Linked DNA regions of Homo sapiens: region 1 is linked to region 2. Evidence: chromatin loops called from intact Hi-C (ENCODE). Cell type or tissue: mammary epithelial cell. All regions are shown on one strand.

Evidence for each region. A loop is a pair of places that touch in the nucleus more often than their neighbours do. Peaks named below come from ENCODE experiments on the same cell type or tissue, not always from the same donor. Only the 100,000 strongest peaks of a DNase experiment are listed, where the experiment ranks them.
Region 1: it touches region 2 in a loop (1.9-fold over the local background); 3 of 110 quality-filtered maps call a loop at or near these places.

What each region holds. Positions count from the first base shown.
Region 1 is chr11:130,721,654-130,729,653 of GRCh38, forward strand. LOC105369575 (a long non-coding RNA gene) reads left to right here and starts at 1,766. Exons shown (of 4, transcript XR_007062954.1): 1 at 1,766-1,932; 2 at 4,490-4,627; 3 at 4,896-5,653; 4 at 7,881-8,000. In mammary epithelial cell, no CTCF peak of the experiment used is centred here; DNase peaks (open chromatin) are centred at 4,428 and 7,318.
Region 2 is chr11:130,626,939-130,634,938 of GRCh38, forward strand. No RefSeq gene overlaps it. Among named protein-coding and RNA genes, the nearest start is that of MIR8052, 36 kb to the right of the region's middle. In mammary epithelial cell, no CTCF peak of the experiment used is centred here; DNase peaks (open chromatin) are centred at 2,353, 4,333 and 6,713; H3K27ac peaks cover 4,664 bases.

The DNA.
Region 1 (8,000 bases), 95 kb after region 2:
AAGCGCCTGCCATGAGCCTGCTGGCCAGAGCTAACCCGTGTGGCTGTGGTTTCAGGAACACATCACTGCTTCTAGTTTGAGCTCCTTATTTGCCACTGGGTTGATGGGATCCGATTGACTGTAGGCTACGCCCAGGAAGAGGCAAAAAAGAAATGGATGATGAAGACTTTGTCTTTAGGGAGTTGGCTGTCTTATGGGGAAGATGGTAGGAGCTGAAAGGCAACATCAGACTGGAGAACAAGTTAGAAAGTGGTGAGTCACAGGTTTCCCAAGCTTCCCGGACCTGTTCAGGAAATGTGGTGTGGCTGGGGTTCCGCCTTTCTCATAAGCTCCGAGTAAAGCCAATACAGCTGATCCACTGGCCACTCTGAAAAGCAAGGAGCTAGAACAGTCACCCAATGGGCCAGGGAGGCATTTTTGCCTCCCTGGAGATGGCAGAATGGGTAATACTCTCAATATAACTTTCCTGCCATTGTTCACGGGCAAGATGGTAGCTTCTTTTTTGTAAGCCTGTCTTTCCGGGTCTTGCCCTCCCGGAAACACTAAGCAGTTCAAATACCCATTGTCAATTTCAGCATGCCATCCCTTGGAATGAATGGGTTTAAGGGCAACTACAGTTTGTTCCTGAAACTGCAGTATCACTAATGGCTAAGAGCACTTGACATTAGTCAGACCTGGATTTGTCCTGGCTCCCCCACTTATATGGCCATGCAGACTTGAAGAAGTTACCTGTTCTCCTATCAACTTAATTTCCTCAACTGTACAGACTAAATGTAATAATATGTGTGAAGCATTCAATTAACATCAGCTATTATCATGACTGGTTGTGAAATAATTGATGCATATCATAAGTCATGAGCTGCAGGTCCAGGGGCCACATCTGCCATTCCCCAGATGGGTTTAATTTGGCCTGTACCGTGTTTTAAATAACGTTGAGTTTGTTGCCAACATTTTAAAATTGGGAAATTTCACATAAAAATCTGAATTTGGGGCTTATATTGAAAAATCATTAGCTCTGACAAACCTGGCACCAATTTCTTGCGTGGTAACAGTGGGTTAGCACTGGGGCTGAGCAGGGCTGGAAACTTTCCATGGCATCTGCACCTCCAGTTCACCATCGCCCAGTCCTCTCTTTGTGATACCTTCTCTCTGTGGACATATGTCCTTGGGTCCCACATCTATAGGGTCCCGTATGACTCTAGAATTCTAGCTATTTCGGCTCACTGGTATGTAGTAACGGCTTCTGGAACTCAACAAGAAAATGCAAGGATTATCTTGCCAACAATGCTTCTACTGCTTAAATGAAAGAAATCTGGTAGTTCTTCTCTGAGATCCAACAGAGCCGGTGCATTTATTGCTCTCAGTGGTATGTCTGGGGACCAGAACCCGCTGGCTCTAGAAAGTGCCCCTCGCCCATCCCTGCCCATGGGTTGCATCAGCAGCGTGTCTTCTTTGTTCTCTCCCTGAAGGGTAGGATGCTCATGACCTTGGCCTTGCAGTTTGGGTGGGTGCACCTCCTGTCCTGGTGCTGACATCTGGATGATTTATGAACATCATTACCCTTTCACTGGACTCTTACTCTTCGGAGTCTTCAGAGCTGCCTGGGCCTAGCGCCCAAGAAGTTTGCTCCTTGCATCAATGGCGATGCTAGACATATTCTACTGGCTGTGGCCCAAAGGTACTCCTGGTGCCTGTGTGGGAAGGGCCACGATGGGAAGAATGCTCCTTGCTCGCTCTCATTCTCCCAGCTTTTTATTTTTTATAGGCTGGAGGTGGAACTGTAAGAGCAGAGAGGAGGAGAAGGCTCACCATGAAGACAAAAGAAGTCCTGAGCCTTGGATTTTCTTCCTCTAGGGCTTTGTGGACCCACAGATTGGTAGAAGTTCTGTGAGGGCTGACTTCTCCCCATCTGTCCCAGATGGATCCCTTAAGGTGGGTGAGCCCTGGGGAGGTACTGGGTCTGCTTGTGGAGAGAATTCTCAGGGGTCAGGCCTGAAAGAGCTCATGCGGCTGTTCCTGCGGGTGGGTCAGTTTCTCTGGTGCATAATGAATAATGCTGCATGGGTTCTGGACTGTCCCCGTCCCCGGTGGAGGGTTTCAGTATTCTTGCAGGCTCTTGGTTGTGTGGATAGTGAGAAACAGTGGGTCTGCTCTTGGGAAATGTGCTCTAATGACTCTTTACCTACATGTCGAATTCTCTAACCTTGGGGACAGATGCACCATGAATTTGGTTTTGTAGGTTTGTGTATGAAGGTGGATAACAGACTTGTTAAAAGAGCTTTGAAATTCCTGCCATAACCTCTAAATAGTGGGAGTAGAGCAACCAAATTCTCTGAAGAGATGAGGAAAATACCCCTTTGGGCAGAGTCAAGCTTGCTATTCTTTAAATTCCTTCAGCTGGCTCAATAGGAGAGGAAGGGACAGCCAGAAGTCATAGGTCGTTTTCTGGAGGTTTGATAGCCTGAAGGTAATCCTCTCGTGTGTTCCCTCACCTAAAGATGAAGAATTTTCGTGTACTAGAAGTTGGGTTTACTAATCCTGTAGCTCTGGAAATGAATGGCCTTGCCTTCTCTAACTGTCCAGCTACCTGGCATCATGTAGACAGGCCCTTCAGGTGACTGAGGGTTCTGGAACTCAGTTGCTAGAGGCACACACGAAGAGCCTGCTCAGAACCTCCTGTGTTTCCCACAGCCTCAAGAGACGGGCAAGGCAAGAGCCCTAGAGCCTGTCTAACCCATGTCTCTGCAGGGCACAGGTTCTGTCACACTGAGTGTGGGTAGTTTTCCACCACAAACTCTGCGCCAGAATCACTGGAAGCTTCATGAATAGAGATTCTTAGGTGCCACCAGTGCACCGAGTCAGCACTCTGGAACTGAGCCGGAGATTGCACTTTTAACAAGCACCCCAGGTGCCTCTGAGCTGAAGAACCGCCAGTCTCACGTGTGGACTTTAAAATCTCATGCAGAGAATGTTTCTCATTGCTCAATTTAAAACCCTTTTTAATGGTGTCTCTGCTTAGAGTGGAGACATTCCAGGAAGAGAAAACTAAGCACAGGGAAGCTAAATACTGAGCCCTGGAGGGGTCAGGATATGGGCCTCATCATCATCTGGTGCTGTTTCACACTGCGCTCGGGTCAGGTGCGTGAGAGCCCCATTAGCTGGGATGCCCGCTGTGCAGGAGCGTCTATAATCTCTTCTGGATGTCCCAGCTAAGCCTGAATTGTTTTCTTAAAGGCTTGACCCAAATGCACCCTGATTCCAGGTGGAACACATTTTCACGTAAACCATCAAATGCTGGCTCTGAAGGGAATTTAGAGATCTATTCCAGAGCCCTTGTGTGTGTGTGTGTATATATATATATATATATGGAATTATAGGTTAGAAACAGACAAAAAAAGTGCCATGATGATAAATTCCTGAATGTACATTCAAGGAGCTTCGTGGAGAGAGGAACTTGGGAGAACAAGCAACTACCAGATTCAGCCAATGACTGGGCAGCAATGGCCTCTAGTTCCCTGAGAATCCCTTCAAGGTGGGGGCTGCACTCCAGGCAGGGACTCTGCAGCTCCACGTCCTCACTGGGCTTCTCCTGCCTATGGCCCAGCTCGCCCAGCCCCACCCTGCCTGGGCAGGAAACTTCCAGGCTCTTCCACCAAGAAATGCAGGCACCCTAACTTGCATGGGGTAGGATTTATTCTGTAAATACTGAGTGCCGATTCTGTGCGATTAACAGGAGAGATGGGAGCCACTCTTGCAGAGCTTACTATCTTATTCTAAACTTATTAAATTCTGTTTATGTGTTTTTAATTGTATAGTTTCTGCCTGTAGAGAAAATGTTGGTGCTTTGGGAGTTGGGGTGGGGGTGGTAAGGAAGCCTTTTCTGAAAGGGTCACAACTGAAGTGAGATTTGAGTGACAAAGGGAGCTGTTGAGAGATAAGGCGCCGGGGACAGCAACTGCAAAGGCCCTGAGCAAACTTGGTTCTGTTCCAGAAAGGCAAAATGCAGCAGTGAGGGTGGGGAAGGCCCTGACCATGGAGGGCCTTGCAGGTTGTGGAAGGGGTTTTAAACTATGAGGGGACCTGATCTGACTGACATTTCTAAAAGTTCCTTCTGGCTGTTTTGAAGAGAATAGATAGGGTGAGGTAAGGACAGGAGCAGGAACAGCATTTAGGAGGCTCTTGCACCTGCAGGCAGAGCTGGCAAGGTCTGAAGCCTGAGGGTAGGAGAGGACGTGCAGAGGTCAGGTGAGAGCAGGACATGTTTAGGGGAAACAGCAGAAAGGGTTTGAGGACAGAGGTCTTCTTACATGAAAACCCTGGCGAGAGTATGACATACATATGGGAAGACTGTAATTTTCTAGTCACTTCAGCATAAGCTTCGGAAGGGCAGGTGCCATGCCTACTGAATGCAGCATTGCATACTGTTGGTGAGTCACCTCTTCCTCTGAAACTGCAGTTTCCTACACTCACCCAGGCACCCCTTCTCCAGGCTCAGGACACCTCAGAGGACTGGTGCATGGGCTGCAGCCAGCCTGACCCAGCTCTATAAAGAAGCTCACCCTTTACAGATGCCCCAGAGAGGCCCCCATCCTGCCCTGCAGCCAGCTTCCTGGGCAAGTGGGATCAGGTCAGTACATGCGCCTGTCCTTCCCTGAGCGTAAAAGGGGAGTGTGGAGGGAGATGGTATTTGAAACTTGGCAGTGGGGACCCACACAGACATCAAGAACAATCCCTTTGGCTTTCCATTTGCCAAGTTGTTTCAGGGTCCAGGGTTTGTGACTCATCCTGAATGGAAACACTTGTACAGCACCACGTGGCTCCTTTCCGCCCCTGGCCGGGCGGCAGTGACCCAACCAGCTCTGCACTTTCTTTCTTCCCTTTTAATGTATCCATAGGCACTCGGGGTCTCCCTCCTCCAGGGTTTCCTGAAACAGGATGCATTCAGCCCTTGTAGAGTTGCTGGGGAAGTGGAAGGAAAACAGAGGTGACTCTTGAAGCCCCAGGAGCTGACCTTAGATCTTGACACTCCTGGTGTGTGCAAAGGTCTGAGGAGACGGCCAGATTGAGGTAAAGCAGTAAAAATCCGTGCTTGTCAGGAAAGTAGCAAGAGCCGAGTTCTACACTAACCATTGGCTGGCCTGGGGCAGCCTGCAGCTGCACAACTGCCTCGTACAATGGCATGGACAAGCAGTGTCGGTGACGTAGCAGGCCGCTGGGGACCTGGGAGACATCCTGCTGCTGCAGGAGTCCTGTGCAGAGCAGAGGAGAGAGCAGTTTGGCAAGTGCAGGGGTCCCACTCTTCTTTTGGTTGGTGGCAGGGAGCAGGTGGGGCCTAACCTGGGTGGACAGTGTCTACCTCCCTTCTGTGCATTTTGCATTGGCCTTAATTGGTTCTCCCGGGATAGTCACGAAAGCCCGACCTTTGTTCCAGGTAAAGTGCTGCATGTTTCATGTGTACAGCTCATTTAATCTTCACAGGACCTTATGAAGTAGTTATTATATCTATTATCATCACAGAAAAGAACACTGAGCCTCAGAGAGGTCAAGCAATTGGCCCAAGATCACACAGCCTGCAAGAAACAGAGATGGGACTCAGACCCTGGTCTATTTGGCTCCCATGTGCCTTACTACTATGTTATACCCACCCCTCCAGGTAAGATTGGGAACCAGCTGTGGAAAGACTTTAATAACGGGATGGAGGGACTGCCAAGCTCTCCCTCTGGCAGGATTGATTTTGCAGAGACTGTGAGCTTAATGAGAGCAAAACTCAGGTCTTATACTCCTTCATGTGCCCTGCAGACTCCAGAAGTGCTAGGATGTAAGAGGCAGACAAAAGAGTGATGTTACTGCTGTGAACTTTCATTAGGATGTGTAGAGTTCTGTTATATGTTTGGAAAAAAATCCATAATCTCAAGAGGCTATATAATGCTCAGAACAGCTTTAGAAATTCTCTTTGGAAATTGCTTTCTGAGCCCCAGGCACATAAATAATATTTTTATATATATCCTCAATCAAGGCAAGCCTTAGTCCTTCGAGGGTAGCTTGGAATTCCATAGGAATCTGAAGGTAACTCAGAGCCAAACTTGGTGAAGGGGGTGAAGTGTCAATTTCAGATTTGCAGTTTTGTTCAAAAACATGTTGATAAAGCAGCAGGCTGATGGTCATGAGCAGCTCACTAGCTGATTCAGAAGACATTTCTCTGCTGCAGCCAGCCCTGCTTCTGTGACTTCACTCACACTTTCCATCCGAGTGGAATAGCTCACCCTTGCCTCTTTCACACTCAGTCCCGTCCATCCTACACTCCACCCTTTCCCCAAATTCCTGTTCATTGTTCCACGTCCTCCCCAAGGGTTAGTGAATGGCCTCATAGCTGAAAGTGCTTTACTTGAAGCGAGTCCTGATTCTCCCAATCCGAAGGCCCTGCTCTCACCCTGCTTTTCACCCGCGCTGCTCCCTGGGCTCTTCAGAGGCGATTTCTCCTGCCTTGCTGTTTGTCTGTGCTCTCCACTGGACCATGAGCTCGCTGAGAACAGCGTCTGAGATACTGTAGTCCCAGGATCTGCAGCCTTTGCTGAATTGACGTGGATAAATGTACTATTTTGAGTACATTTGCAGGAAAGGGTGAGGTTTGTCCTGGAGAGGGAATAGGGCCAGAGACACACAGTGTCCCACCATTCAGGAATTCGATGCCTACAGCAGGTGTCCTGTGGCTCACCGTCCTACACATGGCTCACCCAGAGTTTGGTAGCTTGATTTTGGAGGCATACCTAGAATGTCTAGAATTCTCAATTACTCAGAAGGTAGGATTTGGAAAAAACAGAGAGTGGAGCATCAGAAAAGTGAGAAGAGAAGAGACTCAGGACCCCAAACCCATGCACCTCAGCTGACAAAACCAACGGACTCTCACTAACCTAAATTCTAAACCCTCAATAAAGAGAAGCAGCAAAGGTCTGCAGCTTTCTCACCTGCTGGGTTGGTCAATGTGGTGCTGGTGTGGATGCAGCCAAGCGTTTCAGCTATGAGGCCATTCACTCACACTTCACCCTTATTTCACTCTGCTTGTTATGGTCTGAACTGTGTCCCCTCAAAATGTGTATGTTGAAGCCCTAACTCCCAATGTGACCCTTAAAGAGGTAATGAAGGTTAAATTAGAACCTTAAAGAGGTAATGAAGGTTCAATTGGGGCCCATGGGTGTGGTCCTAATGCAATATGACTGCCATCCTTATTAGAAAAAGAGACATCAGTAATGCCAGTGGACAAGCCCAGGCAGAGGGCAGCTGTCTGCAAGCCAGAGAAAGAGGCCCCCAAGAAACCAACCCTGCTGGCAGACTTCCAGACTCCAGAATTGTGACAGAAGAAATTTCTGTTGTTTTAGCTACGTGGCCTGTGATTTTGTTTTGGCAACCCCAGCAGACATCGCTGCTTTCATTTTCTTCTCCATCCTTTTCTTTTTCCTATTGTTTTATTCCCACCTGCTCAATCTCTATCTTTTATTATTTATTTCTTTGTAGAAACAACAACAACAAGAGTATAAACTGATTTGGAGACTGTGGTTTAGAATTCTACCAGATAGATAAAAATCAGCAAACTGGACATGTGGGTTTCTGTAGTTACAAATCTTCCATCTAAAATCTTATTTCCCAGGCATGAGTTCCATTAGGAATTTTTTTTTCTATGCATATAAACATACACATATGCTCACAATTGCATGCAATTTTCATCAGTCTGATGGGTACACCCTTCCTGATACAATTCTGGGCTTTCACTCAGTTCTAATGTGACTGGAAACTAAATGATTAAGAAATATGAATGAATTCAGCCCTCCCTAACTCAAGCTGGGGGCATATTTTCCACTCTGTCTCTTGTGCCCTCTGCCCAGGAATTTCAAGTCCCAAGAAATGGCCTCCAGAAGGAAATCCTTTGCCATCCCCCTAACTTGAGTATTCAGTGATTTCTGGAATAGAACTTGCCTGTTACAGAAATGGGAAAAATATGAAGA
Region 2 (8,000 bases):
CCTAATATTGCTAAGACGGCAATACCCCCCAAAGTGGTCTACAGATTCAATGCAATCCCTATCAAAATTCTAGCTGCCTTTTCTTTTCCTCTTTTGCAGAAATCAACAAGCTGTTCCTAAAAGTCATATGGAAATGCAAGGGAAAAAGAAGGACAAAGGTGTAGGATTGACACTTCTAAATTTTAAAACCTGCTACAAGGGTACATTGATCAAGACTGTGTGATACTGCCATAAGAATAGATATGTAGATCAAAGGAATAGACTTCAGAGTCCAGAAAGAAACTTTTACATTTATGGTCAGTTGATTTTCAATAAGGATGCTAAGACAATCAATGGGGAATGAATAGTCTTTTCAACAAATGGTGCTGAGGCAACCTGATATCCACACGTGAAAGAATGAATTTGGACCCATAACTTATACTTTATACAAAAATTAACTCAAAAGGGATCACAGGCCTAGATGTAAGAGCAAAAATGATAAAATTCTTAGAGAAAACATAGGCATTTTTGTGACCTTGTATTAGACAATTGTTCCTTAGATATGGCACCAAAAGCGTAAGCAAGTAAAGACAAAAATTGGACCTCATCAAAATACAACCTTTCATGTTTCAAAAGACATTATCAAAAAAGTGAAAAGAGAGCCCACAGAATGGGAACATATATTTGCAAATCTTACATTGGATAAGGATCTAGTATCCAAAATATAAAAAAAGAACTCTTACAACTTAATAATAAAAAGGCAAGTAGCTCAATTAAAAATGAGCAAAGGATTTGAATAGACATTACTCAAATTGGACACACAAATAGCCAATAAGCACAAAAAAGATGCACAACATCCTTAGTTATTAGGGAAATGCAAATCAAAGCCACAGTGAGACATCACTTCGTTCCACTTGGATAGCTAAAAAGTCAGACAATCATAAGTGTGACTGAGGGTGTAGAGAAATGGGAACCCTCATATCTTCCTGGTGGGGGTGCAAACAGGTACAGTCACTTTGGAGAACAGCTTGGCAGTTCCTTAAAAAGGGAAATATACAGTTACCATATGACCTGCAATTCCACTCCAAGGTATGTACCAAAGATAATTGAAGACAAGTGACTACATAAAAATGTGTACATAAATGTTCCTAGCAGCATTATTCATAATAGCCACAAAGTGAAACAAACCCAAATGTTTGTAAATTAATGAATGGATAAAGAAAATGTAGTATAACCATATAATGAAACATTATTCAGCCATGACATAGGATGAAGTACTGATACATGCTACAACATAGGTAACCTTGAAAATGTGCTAATGAAGGAAGCCAGACGCGAAAGGTCACATATTATACGATTCCGCTTATCTGAAATGGTCAGAACAGGTAAATTCATAGAGACAGAGTAAATACTTGGTTTTCAGCGGTTGTGGGAAGCAGGAGTTGGGAAATCCCTGCTAATGGTACAGGGCTTCTTTTTTGAAGTGACGAAAATATTCTAGAATTAGATAGTGGGGATGGTTGTACAACTTTGTGAATACAGTGAAAACCATTGAATGTTACACTTTAAAAGGGTAAATGTTATGTTATGGTAAAATTTAAGGGTTAAGCATAAATTGAATTCTAGTTCAATTTAAAAAGAATTAGAAAAAAATAAAATAGAGTTGAGATGCAAATACCCCCAAGAGAAGTTATAAAGGGACTGATATTTCACCTACTGCAGTATCTGATATGCAGTAGGTGCTCAACATGTGTTTGTTGAGTAAATGAATAAACAATTAAGTTATTTTCCCAGGAATCAGGTTCTGAAGAGGAAAGAAACAAAGAGCAAAGAGAAGCTTGAGGGAGCTCTTCACAATCCACAGGAAGGTGGGGGCATGGGGAGGGCTGAATAATGGTAACTAAGTTTTTTTTGCTTTTCCTGATTTTACCCAGGGCTGTCTCTGCATAGTCCTGATGTCTCTCTTCTCTGACCTGGTTTGGTTTTGGTCGGCAGAGTATACCTAGTGCCTGGAACCTAGTAAGCTCTCTGTGAAGACTTGTTTAATAAATGAATGGTTAAAACCTCAACAACTCGTCTGAGACTCCTTGGTAATTTAGGGGGAGCTAAGGCTTGAGAAAAGGTACAGATCCTAGGTGGGACAGCCAGATTTGCCATTTGAAACAGGGTCCTTGTATTGGACAGAAAAGTTGAGCCTCAAGTCCTCAGGCCATCTGCACAGCTATGTACAAGGCTAGGGCATGTCCCCTTCCTTGGCTCCTACCGCGTGGTCTGGAGTTAAGCCAAAGAGGGAAGAGGTATTCCTGCAGACACAGATGCTGCAGTTACCGGCAGACTTGTTCTGACCTACTGGAGGGGAAGGCCTATGGGTTCAGTCCTGTCTCTAAGCAGTGTGGTTGATAAAGTCGACCAGGGATTACTGTGAGGTGCTTTGTGGGAGTGTTCAGAGTTAGCTAGGTATCTCGCTCAGTCAGCAGTACACACGTATTTATGTACGGTTTCATACGTGTGTCATTAACGAAATTTGTGTGTGGGAGAAGCATGCATTCATTTATAATTCCTTACATACCTTTAAGGATGCCTTTAATAAATGTATTGGAATAATGTAAGAAGGACTAGACTTATTTTTTATCCTGCTTTGTCATTTAGCAAAGGTCTTTAGCCATGTTGCCTGACTTCTCCTGTAGAAGTTCAAAGTTTCATTTCTAGCCTTTGAATTTGTCTTTTTCCACATACTTGATGGAGAAGATAAGGGGAAAGAAACATTAAAACTAAAGTCTTTCTTACAATTATTACTGAATAAAATCAATATGAAATGAAGATGAAGTCATCTTAAAAATCAAGGTCATAATAATAATACAGATATTTTACTCTGCTGAAAACTAAGGCATACACAAGGCCAGAAAAATGGCACAAAAGAAAAGCCTTTAACTTGGTCTGTTCCTTTTTTTTGAGACAGTCTTCCTTTGTCACCCAGGCTGGAGTGCAGTGCCATGATCATGGCTCACTGCAGCCTCGACCTCCCAGACCCAAGTGATCCTCCCACCTCAGCCTCCCAAGTAGCTGGAACCACAGACATGCTCCATTGTGCCTGGCTAACTTTTAAAATTTTTGTAGAGTTGGGAGTCTGTCTATGTTGCTCAGGCTCGTCTCAAATTCCTGGGCTCAAGCAATCCTCCCACCTTGGTCTCCCAAAGTGCTGGGGGGTTCACAGGTGTGAACCACCACATCCAGCCAAAAGCCTTTAATTTAACTAAAGAAGAGATGAACCACCTCGGTCTGCAATCACGTATCATGTGCAGTTTTAGTTTTTGTGCTTTTTGTTTCTCAAATTCTAAAAGATGTGATAGTAGTTAACATTTTAAAAATTATTTATTTTCTTTTTTTTTGGAGACAGGCTGTATAAGACTCTGTTGCTCAGGCTAGAGTGCAATGGCATGATCATAGCTCACTACAGCCTCCAACTCCTGGGCTCAAGCAATCCTCCCACCTCAGCATCCCAAGTAGCTGATACTACAGGTACATGCCACCATGCCTGGTTAATTTTTATTTTTTATAGAGACAGGGTCTCATTATGCTGTCCAGGCTGGTCTTGAACTCTGGGCCTCAAGTAATCCTCCTGTCTCGACCTCTCAAAGCGCTGGGAGTAGAGAGAGGTGTGAGTCACAGTGTCCAGCCTAGTTAACGCATTTTTGGTACTTTCCATATGTCAAGTGTTATACTGATATTATATAATTTAATTTTCACAACAGTCTTATAGGTAGTATAGTATTGTTTTCCTTTTATAGGCGATGAGACGGAGGCACAGAGAAGTTAAGTAACTTGCTCAAGGACAACAGTTAGCAGATGACAGAGACGGAGTTCAAACCCAGGCTGTGTTCCCGGCACTCCTTTAGCTACTATACTTTACTGCCTGTTGTTTTATGATTCAAAGACGTGAATCCATGAATTGAGCGTGTTGTGTGTGTGTCTCCCAAAACTACAGAGTAAGAAGTAGGGTAAGAGTAGGGAGTGGGCTGGGTGCGGTGGCTCATGCCTGTAATCCTAGCACTTTGGGAGGTGAGGGTGGGCTGATGGCTTGAGCCCAGGAGTTTGAGACCAGCCTGAGTAACGTGGTGAAACCCTGTCTCTACAAAAATTACAAAAATTACCTGGGCATGGTTGCACATGCCTGTAGTCCCAGCTCCTCAGGAGGCTGAGATGTTGAACCTGGGAGGTTGAGGCTGAAGCAGCATTCTAGCCTGGGCGACAGAGTGAGACTCTGTCAAAAAAAAAAAAAAAAGGAGTGGTTTATTGTAAATGGAGGTAGGACTAATTCTTGAACCATATTGTGGTTTTGCAGGAGGTGAGTCAGATGGCTTTTGGTGAGTCAGATGGCTTAGTTAAGTTGACCCAGCTATTGGGATGGGTTGTGCAAAGCCCAGGCACAGGGTTCAGACTCCATCTTCTGTGTTCTTCTTAATTGACAAACTGCAATGGCTGTCTTCAGAGTCTTGGTTTTCTATGGTGGTCAACTCCTGAGTTCTTATGATGTCGCTGGGCACAGAAAAAATAAACGGAGAAGGTAAGGTAAGAAGGGAGTCCTTATAAAGGTGGAGCTGAAGGGTGTTTTAGGGGGACCACTCCATCTCTCTGTCTGTCATTCAAAGGCACAACTATGCCCAATGACTTGGAGTAGCAGGTCTGAGGGGCGTTTAGGTTGATCCCTACTTTCTTTCTTTTTTTTTTTTTTTTTTTGAGATGGAGTCTCACTCTGTCACCCAGGCTGGAGTGTAATGGTGTGATCTCAGCTCACTGCAACCTCTGCCTCCTTTGCTCGAGGGATTCTCCTGCCTCAGCCTCCCAAGTAGCTGGGATTACAGGTGCCCGTCATCATGCCTGGCTCATTTTTTTGTATTTTTTAGTAGAGACAGGATTTCACTATGTTGGCCAGGGTGATCTCGAACTCCTGACCTCAGGGTCCGCCCGCCTCGGCCTCCCAAAGTGCTGGGATTACAGGCGTGAGCCACCGTGCCTGGCTGATCCCTACTTTCCATGGTTAGTTTCCCAGGCCTTGGTTTATGAGCAATAAATTCTCCCATGAGGTTTGTCTTTTCGTTTTATTGGAGGACGTTTTCTCATAAAGTCCCTTTCCAGGCCATCAGAACTCCCCAAACTCTTGGGAACTGCATTCCATCTGCATGCCTTGTGATTTCCTTCCCCCCAACCCCCACCAGTGTATCCTCTTCTCTCTCCTATTAGTAGTCAGGATGGGCTTTGCACGACCCATCTCAATAGCGGGGTGAACTCTAAATAAGCCATCTGACTCCGTGTCAGTCTTTCTCTCTCTCTGTCCACCCTACACCAACTTATGATCCCAAGAAACTTTGTTTTCCTAGGGCTGCCATTTTGAAAATGTTGCTTCCTACTCTAGGAACTGCTTTATGAGTAAGAGACACCTCTCCATTAGTCCATGAGGTTAATAATATAAATCTATAGAGAACTTAGGTACCATCCAGTTAAACCAGGCTCTTAACGTAAGGATTGTCTTTACAGTGTTTATGTCAAGCAGTCATCTAGTGGCTGGTTAAACATCTCCAGTGACATGGAACAGTCAGTTCAATTTTTAGACAATTCTGCTAGAACCCTTTTTGTTATAGCAGAAATGAGATATCCATAGTGCCCACTAATGGGACAATGGGATGTGGATGTGTCTGTAAGAATGTGAAGGTCTTTTTATGGGTTTTCTCCATTATTCACCCCAATAGTTTATTTATTTTGAGACAGAGTATTGCTCTCTGTTGCCCAGGCTGGAGTGCAGTGATATGATCATAGCTCACTGCAGCCTTGAACTCTGGGGCTCAAGTGATCCTCCCATCTCAGCCTCCCAAGTGGCTAGGACTATAGGCATGCACCATCACACCCAGCTAAGTTTTTAATTTTTTTTTTCTTTTTTTAAGAGACAGGGGTCTCAGGCCGGGTGCGGTGGCTCACACCTGTAATCCCAGCACTTTGGGAGGCCGAGGAAGGCAGATCACTTCAGGTCAGGAGTTCAAGACCAGCCTGGTCAACTTAGTGAAATCCTGTCTCCACTAAAAAATACAAAAATTAGCCAGGTGTGGTAATGCGCACCTGTAGTCCCAGCTACTTGGGAGGCTGAGGCAGGAGAATCGCATGAACTCAGGAGGCGGAGGTTGCAGCGAGCTGAGATTGTGCCACCGCACTCCAGCCTGGGCAACACGGCAAGACTCCATCTCAAAAAAAAAAAAAAAAAAAGGTTGGGGGGTTTCTCATTTTGTTGCCGAGGCTGGTCTGTGATGCCTGGCTTCATGAGATCCTCCTGCCTTGGTCTCCCAAATTGCTGGGATTACAGATGTGAGCCAGTGCACACAGTCTATCCACTTTCTTTCTTGAGGCTACATGTTTTGTTCTTTCAATGAATGGTTCTTTATGTATCAACACCTCTCTTGAAGGATGATGCCTGGAAGTGAAGCAAGGAATGTTCTAGGTGTGGTCCAATGACATTAAGGACGTGGCTTCTGTGTTCTGTGTCCCAGTTATATATCCTAACAATATGTTATGGTATTTGTTTGGTAGCTGCATCCCCATGTGAAACTTTCAGGAAATTAAATCTTTACATTTTTCTCCCTAACGCTGCTATTTAGACTTATGATCTCAGATGCAATAATAAGCTGATGAGCAGAATGAGAATAGGACCTTCTTTCCTAGAGAAAGGCATTCTCTGTCTGAGTCATAACTGCTGTGCTCTCTGTGCAGGCACCTGGCTAGGAGAGTGAAGGCTTGAAGCCATGTGCTCTCATGTGATTGGCTGAATTACTTGGTCAAGAAACCAGAGTGGACCCTTAGCCAAGGTCAAGGGGCTGGCATAGCAGAGAAAAGGCAACGGCTTCATCAGATGGTTAGCAAGTTGAAAAATATGTATTTGCATTTGGGTTTGAAAATCAGGGTAAAATTTGTCAGAAGCCAGAGAAAAAATATACGGGTAGCCAGAGAACAAATACAGTGAGGAATGAGCAGAGCCCAGGGGCTGCAGTGCCATTTGTTGATACAAGGAAAAGAAAGTTAGACATAAATGTTTCCTCTCTGAGCTGATGTTGTTTAACCTGTGAGCATTTGGTGTACAACTTACAGATCTTGATACACCCTCATCCCTGAACTGAAGGCATCTGTTTGGCAATTAGAAGAAAGGTCTTAAGTATGCTTAGCTGGTATTACAGCACGCCACTGAGAAACTGCAGGGGAAAGAGAGACGTGGCTGTGTTCCTGAGGCCCACTTCTTGAAGTTTCCTCAAAGGTGGGAGACGCTGATTTCTTCCCAGAATCCTCTGGGCATCCCTGTGGCCAGAGATTTAGGAACCTTGCTTGCCACAGACTCAAAGCAGGAAGGCCACCACTTCCTAACCCCAGGGAGGAGGCTCTCAGTTGCTAGTGAGAGTGGAACAGAGGCTGCAGGTTCACCTGAATTGGCCATAGAGGGGAAGGCATGGATGAGAGGGGAGAAGGGCTGGCGTCTTCCCTTCTCAGTGGTTCCCTCTCCTTCACTTGCCTCCTTCTGGTCTCCTCCTTGCCTCCTCCTGCTGTTGGAGTGGATGAGCTGGGGGCCCACACCAGGGCTTGGCACGGCGGGAGGAGGGCATGGAGTTTCTCTAGACCTTGGCTTTAAGTAAGAGTGCTGACCAGGCTCTTAAACTGGGGATGTGGGCTAGTCCAGCTCACTAGAGTGGAGTCTTAGGTAATATTAAGGTAATGCATTTGTCCTGAGAGCATCCCTGTTTAACCTAACCGGCCTTTGAGCATCTTAGCAGGGACAGTGCCTGGCAAGAGTCTCAATGATGTTTCCATGTCTCATTTTTATTGATAAAGTCTGGCTTCAGAACCATCTTTCAGGTCACCTGACCACTTGCTTTCCTAGCACAGTGGCTGGCATCTACTAGGCATTAAATAACCATGGGTTATTATCATAATTAAAAACTAGATCAGTTTTCTAAAATAGGGTTAACCATTCTCAAACGTTTTGAATC